Linked DNA regions of Homo sapiens: region 1 is linked to region 2. Evidence: chromatin contacts called from ENCODE Hi-C or POLR2A ChIA-PET data. All regions are on one chromosome and are shown on one strand. Each heading gives the region's core, a stretch centred on a gene start or an enhancer-like site at or near the end of the contact. The rest is flanking DNA. Distances are from core to core; before and after follow the strand shown.

What was found. A loop is a pair of places that touch in the nucleus more often than their neighbours do. ChIA-PET counts read pairs that join two places held with the same protein, here RNA polymerase II (POLR2A). Pooled maps may share reads with other maps.
Region 1: a loop to region 2 is called in a map of sciatic nerve, with 4 times the contacts of the local background. The contact joins two enhancer-like sites. A Hi-C loop is called at or near these places in 1 of 168 maps with a recorded cell type or tissue (sciatic nerve) and 5 of 50 pooled maps. POLR2A ChIA-PET finds 5 or more read pairs at or near these places in 1 of 52 experiments (AG04449).

The regions. Positions count from the first base shown.
Region 1 is chr20:51,724,043-51,727,348 of GRCh38, forward strand. It overlaps ATP9A (ATPase phospholipid transporting 9A (putative)), which reads right to left. Exons shown (of 28, transcript NM_006045.3): 3 at 1,777-1,890. Among named protein-coding and RNA genes, the nearest start is that of ATP9A, 43 kb to the right of the region's middle. Within about 2 kb of position 1,714, at least 2 of the 41 ENCODE cell types and tissues checked have a DNase peak (open chromatin) inside an H3K27ac peak, as active enhancers do.
Region 2 is chr20:52,047,727-52,051,084 of GRCh38, forward strand. No RefSeq gene overlaps it. Among named protein-coding and RNA genes, the nearest start is that of ZFP64, 140 kb to the right of the region's middle. RefSeq lists enhancers at 128-647, 648-1,165, 1,166-1,684, 1,685-2,202. Within about 2 kb of position 1,550, at least 3 of the 41 ENCODE cell types and tissues checked have a DNase peak (open chromatin) inside an H3K27ac peak, as active enhancers do.

The sequences.
Region 1 (3,306 bases), core at 464-2,963, 320 kb before region 2:
CACCTGTAATCCCAGCTACTCGGGAGGCTGAGGCAGAAGAATCGCTTGGACCCAGGAGGCAGAGGTTGTGGTGAGCTGAAATTGCGCCACTGCACTCCAACCTGGGCAATAAGAGCGAAACTCCATCTCAAAAATAAATAAATAAAAATAAAAACGTTAATGAGATTTATGAACAGAGAATCCAAGCGTTCCCCCCCTGGGTCCCACTTGTTGAGAATATAAACAGCAACTGCATTTCATAATACCTCAGTTTGGAGAAAAAAGGGTATCTATTCTGCCCTCTCCATAGCTCAGTTACATTGGACCTCTTTCTGTTTCTCAAATGCTCTAAGCACATGCCTGCTGCAGGGCCTTTGCATCACTGCCCCCTGGAATAGTCTCCTTCCCATCACTCCTCAGGAGGCCTTTCACAGCCACACAGGCTAAGGCTGCCCCTTCACATCTCCTACCCTTCACCTTCATTCATGTAAAAAATACTAAATGTATCTGGGATACCCCATCTGTCCTACGACCTTATTCTGTTACCTTCAGAGCACTTTTCACAATTTGTAACAATTTCATTTACTGGTTTATTGTCTATCCCTTCTGAATGTCAGCCCCACAGGGCAGAAATATTTGTCTACTCTGTTCATTGCTGCACCCCCAGAACCCAGCACAGGGCCTGGCACACAGCAGGTGCTCAACCACCATCTGCCAAATCAATGGAGAAAGAAAAGGAGGCGAGGGAAGGAACAGAGGGGCTACTCGGTTCTGCTACACATCGCATGCACAAAAGCATAGATTCTGCTACTTTTCCAACCCCTCACACTCAAATACTCTACATTGGTTAAAAAGAAAATGTGATCCCAGGAAACAATTCAAATACAAGGTGAGCATCCCTGATGCAGAATGCTTGGGAGCCGAAGTGTTTGAGATTGCAGATGTTTCCAGATTGGGGGACATCTGTGCCATCCTTACCAGTTAAGCATCTCAAATCCAAAAATCTGAAATCCAAAATGCTCCAGTGAGCATTTCGTTTGAGTCCCATGTTAGTGCTCAAAAGTTTTAGATTTTACATTTATTTATTTGGAATTTTTTTGTTTGTTTTTGTTTTTGTTTTGAGACAGGTCTCTCTCCATCACCCAGGCTGGAGTGCAGTGGCGTGATGTCAACTTACTGCAACCTCTGCCTCTCAGGTTCAAGCGATTCTCCTGCCTCAGCCTCACAAGTAGTTGGGACTACAGGCACGTCCCACCACACCCCACTAATTTTTATATTTTTAGTAGAGATGGGTTTCACCATGTTGCCCAGGCTGGTCTCAAACTCCTGGCCTCAGGTAATCCTCCCACCTCGGCCTCCCAAAGTGCTAGGACTACAGGCATGAGCCACCGTGCCTGGCCAGATTTTAGACCATTTGAGATTTTGGATTTGGGATGCTCAACCTGTGATATAATCCATGAGGACAGGGGATTTGTCTTTCTCATTTACCTCTGTGTTCCCAGAGTCTAGACTTGTGCCATATACAATAAACATACAATAAATCCTTGTTGAGATAATGCAAGACCCAACAGCTAAATGAATAAATGAACGGCACAGGCTTTGCTATAGTTTGATCCAGGCGGTATATGAAATGGAGCTTCAACGTTAAAGTCTCAGAGACTCCCAATGTATTGGCCTAAGGGCATCCTTTCCCTTACAAGGCCACCATCCCATTCCAGATGCCTAAGTGAGAGAAACAAAGAACTTTCTGTTTCCAAACCTCTAAGGTTACTGAACAAACAATGCCGATTAACTTACCAGGGGAACCCAGTAGGTATAGAGTGCACCAAGTCTCATTTCGGGAACAAACTGAGAGCAGGCAAGAAGTAAGAAATAGAGGTTGAAAAAGTATTTGAACTGGTTGAACAGCACCTGGAATGGAGGGAGACAACAGAGAAAGACATTCAGGGCTTGTCTGATGAGATCTGGAACATTTGGTGGGAAATGAATAACATCTAAAAACATTCCTGCAGCCAGGCGTGGTGGTTCACGCCTATAATCCCAGAACTTTGGGAGGCCGAGGCGAGCGGATCACCTGAGGTCAGGATTCGAGACCAGCCTGACCAACATGGCGAAACCCTGTCTCTACTAAAACTACAAAAATTAGCCAGGCGTGGTGGCAGGCACCTATAATCCCAGCTACTCAGGAGGCTGAAGCAGGAGAATTGCTTGAACCCGGGAGGAGGAAGTTGCAGTGAGCCAAGATCGCACCATTGCACTCCAACCTGGGCAACAAGAGCGAAACTCTGTCTCAAAAAAAAAAAAAAAAAAAAAAAAAAATCCTGCTTTATAATACAATTTACACTATACTTTTCACATAGAGCTTAAACACTTCCATATGTTGTTTAGAAAAACATACATGGGTAATAAAAGTATCATTTGTAAAAGAAAGAGTAAATAATGATATACATGGAAATTGTAAATACCAAATTCAGAAGAGTAGTTACTTCCTGGGGAAGGGGTAAAATCTAACATGGAGGGGCACACAGGGGCATCAACTATGTTATGTGTGTTTTGGGGTTTGGTTTTGTTTTTTGAGACCAGGTCTCGCTCTGTCACCCAGCCTGGAGTCCAGTGGCGTGATCGTAGCTCACTGCAGCCTCGAATTCCTGGGCTCAGGCGATCCTCCTGTCACAGCCTCCCAAGTAGCTGAAACCACAAGCATGCACCACCATGCCCAGCTAAATTTTTTGCTATTTGTAGAGACAGGGTCTCCCTATGTTGCCCAGGCTGGCCTTGAACTCCTGGGCTCAAGCGATCCTCCCACTTCAGCCTCCCAAAGTGTTGGGATTACAGACCTAAGCCACTGCGTCCAGACTGTGTTATTTCTTTTTTTTTTTTTTTTTTTTTTTTTTTGAGACGGAGCCTTGCTCTGTTGTTTAGGAGGAGGTTTTTGCGGAAAATGCTTATGCTATAAGGTTGAGTGCAAAAAGAAATAAAAAGTTATGTCCAGCCAGGCGCAGAGGCTCACACCTGTAATCCCAGCACTTTGGGAGGCTGAGGCAGGCGGATCACGAGGTAAGGATATCAAGACCATCCTGCCCAACAAGGTGAAACCCCGTCTCTACAAAAATACAAAAAATTAGCCAGGCACCTATAGGCTACTCAGGAGGTTGAGGCAAGAGAATCGCTTGAACACAAGAGGCAGACGTTGCAGTGAGCTGAGATCGCGCCACTACACTCCAGCCTGGGTGACAGAGCAAAACTCCATCTCAAAAAAAAAAAAAGTTACGTCCACAGCATGTCCAGACGTGGTGGTACATGCCTGTAATCCCAGCACTTTGGGAG
Region 2 (3,358 bases), core at 300-2,799:
CCCCCGCCCTGCTTTAGCTTCCAGACAGGTAGTTAGAGATTCACAAAAAAAGAGAAATCCTGGCTATTCTTTGAAGCTACAAACAAGCCCTGCATTTCTGTATGTTCTTAGAAAAAGCTCTGGCCAGGCAGTTTTTTTGTGTGTGTGATCACACCAGTAGCATCACTGAGTTCAAAGTGGGGGGAAAACCCATTTTAACAATGCAAGAATTTCCCAAAGTCCAAACGCCCGGGCCACACCGCTCCCACAAATGGAAATAGTATCAGATCTGCATCATAATTGATCCTCCAGATTTCCACCCACAAAAGAAGGATGTGGTCAGTAAGAACAAATAACACAGGGGCCGCGGAGAGAAGCTTTTTTGCAAACTTTCCCCTCACTCCACCCACAAAAGTCAGGCAACCGACGTACATGTCAGCATAATCGCTCAAGATATGATCGCGTTTGAGGCTTATGAAATGTTATCAAACGCAGTGGACAAGCACATCGGCGATATTTCTTTTTTCCGCTGAGATGTGAACTGCTGATAAATATCCATGGTTGAGTTTTTTCCATACTTTGATTCTTCAAAAGCTAAGCCATTCAAGGTGTCAAGGCTTTTTGCCCCTGCCTTCCACAGACAACAAGGGGGAGAAAAAAGAAAAAAAGAAAAAAGAGGATGAAAATGAGGGGGAATAAGAGAAAAAAAAATGGACACAGATAAAAGAAATTAAGCGAGCCATAATGTCTGTGCTTTATTTTAACTGGGTTGTCCTGTCCCGCTGTGCAGCCCATAATCCAAGCTGGGAGAGAGGCCCCCGCTGGGTAGCTAATTAAAACAATTATAAATACAAAGAAGGTATCAATGGCATTCCAAGACTCAAACAAAGAGATAAAGCACTGAAGATTTAAATTGTCAATGGCCAGTCTCTTTAGGCAATTCTGAAGAGGAGTCAGTGTCCCCAAGTCCCCCGAACTCCTTTGTAAACTGACTTATGTTTGGTTACAGGGGACCCTCCTCCCTCCTTTTTGGGGGGCTTATCGACATGAAAATTCATCAGTGATGGAATTAAGGGAAGTTAATTTATAGGCTCACATACAGTTATTTGTCCTGGCGCGTCAGAATAGTGGACCTGAGTTTAAAATTAAAATCTAATCTGGAAAAAAGACCCCAGCCCTCCTTATTGAATCAGTATTTTTATTCGTATTTTTTGGCAAGAAATTAGATGCAGGTATCAGTATTTTTAAAGACAAGAAAACAAACAAAAAGATCTTTTAGCCCCAATTGAAAGTGACACAAACCGTTTTTTTTTTTTTTAAGTACTGTGGGCAACTTTAGGAATGTTAAAAATGTAGCAAGTGTGCTAGACTACTTTCTCAGTGTATTTTTATAAAATGATTTGCAGAATCAAACTTACCCAACAAAAATAGAAAGCTTTCCTAATTTCTTAGACCTAGGATTTCCCCTGCCTGCTTTCTGGCTTTTGTAGAGCACTTAAAGGAACACTCAAATCATACATGCTAAGAGATAGCAGCCCAGTGCAGTTTAAAGGGACTCTCAGCCTACAGTCTGAACGAATAGAATGGATCGCAGAAGTTTCCAGGTGGGTCCCTTGGAGAGGGTGGTCAGTTTGCTCTCAAGAGCTGGGTGTGATCAGCGACAGCCTGAGCTCCAGGGCCTGGCCAGTGTGCTACAGGAGAGAGAGCCAAAGGCCTCAGCTCTTAGAAGGCTCACTCGGCCTCAGCTCTTAGAAGGCTCACTCTGAAAAGGAGGTGGTGACAGCAACTCTGGTCCTTCTTTTCACCATGAAAGAAAGCGCAGTAACTGGTGTAACTGGTAAAAGCCAAAAGGGAGGGAGGCAATTAAGGTCGAGGAGACTGATAAGAACTCAGTAGGGGTCAGAGCCCTTCTCCTACTCCTTCACCCACCCTCCTCTGCTCCTTTCTCAGCTCCTCCCACTACCACTCCTTTTTCTTCTCCCCTCTTCCCCTCCTCCTTTTCCCTCCTTTTCTTCTTCTTCTAATTCCTCTTCCCTCTTTTTTTTTTTTTCTTTTTTTTGAGACGAAGTCTTATTCTCTTGCCCAGGCTGGAGTGCAGTGGTGTGATCTTGGCTCCTTCCAACCTCAGCCTCCCGGGTTCAAGCGATTCTCCTGACTCAGCCTCCCAAGTAGCTGGGATTACAGGCGAGTGCCACCATGCTGGGGTAATTTTTGTATTTTTAGTAGAGACAGGGTTTCACCATGTTGGCCAGGCCAGTCTCGAACTCCTGACCTCAAGTGATCCACCCACCTCAGCCTCCCATAGTACTGGGATTACAGGCGTGAGCCACCATGCCCGGCCTCCTCTTTTAATCTTCCTCCTCCTGGCTGGGCATGGTGGCTCACGCCTATAATCCCAGCACTTTGGGAGGCTGAGGCAGGCGGATCACGAGGTCAGGAGTTCGAGACCAGCCTGGCCAACATGGTGAAACCCCGTCTCTAGGAAAAATACAAAAAATTAGCTGGGCATGGTGGCGCATGCCTCTAATCCCAGCTACCTGGGAAGCTGAGGCAGGAGAATCGCTTGAACCCAGGAGGCAGAGGTTGCAGTGAGTGGAGATCATGCCACTGCACTCCAGCCTGGACGACAGTGTGAGACTCCGTCTCAAAAATAAATAAATCTTCCTCCTCCAATTCTTCTTCTTATCTTCCTTCTCCTTTATCTTCTTTTCCTTCTCTTCCTCCTTATACTTTTTTCCCTTCTTCCTCTTCTCCTTCTGCTTCTCCCCTTCCTCCTCCTTCCTCCTCCTCTTTCTCCTCTTCTTCCTTTTTTACTTTGCCTCTATTTGTAAGGAGATTGAGACTTTCTTCTTTAGGAATATCCATGGCTTTTCACTCTTTGCCTTTGTGCAAGTAATTGGAAGATGTGCTTCTTTCCTGGGTGGAAATATTATCAATAAAAAAGATGGAGGTCTGAGACTGAATGGAAACATTGGCCTGAAGCATTTGCCACAGGTGATGGTGATTACCAAAAAGAAAAATGGGATTTGACCAGAATGACTTTGTTTTCTGGGCTAAAAACTTTGCCTAATAAAGCACCTTAGCTGATGTATGTATTTATGAGTTATTATGTGTCTAGAGTATTAACATAAAGTACAGAGGCTCCTCTGGTTATGAATGTTCAATTCAGAACTGATTTGAACAAAAAGTCCACACGGAAGCAAAAGTGTGGCCGGGCGCGGTGGCTCAAGCCTGTAATCCCAGAACTTTGGGAGGCTGAGGTGGGCGGATCACCTGAGGTCGGGAGTTCCAGACCTGCCTGACCAACATGGTGAAACCTCGTCTCTACTAAAAAAATACAAAAATAGCCGGGCGTGGTGGCGCATGCCTGTAATCCCAG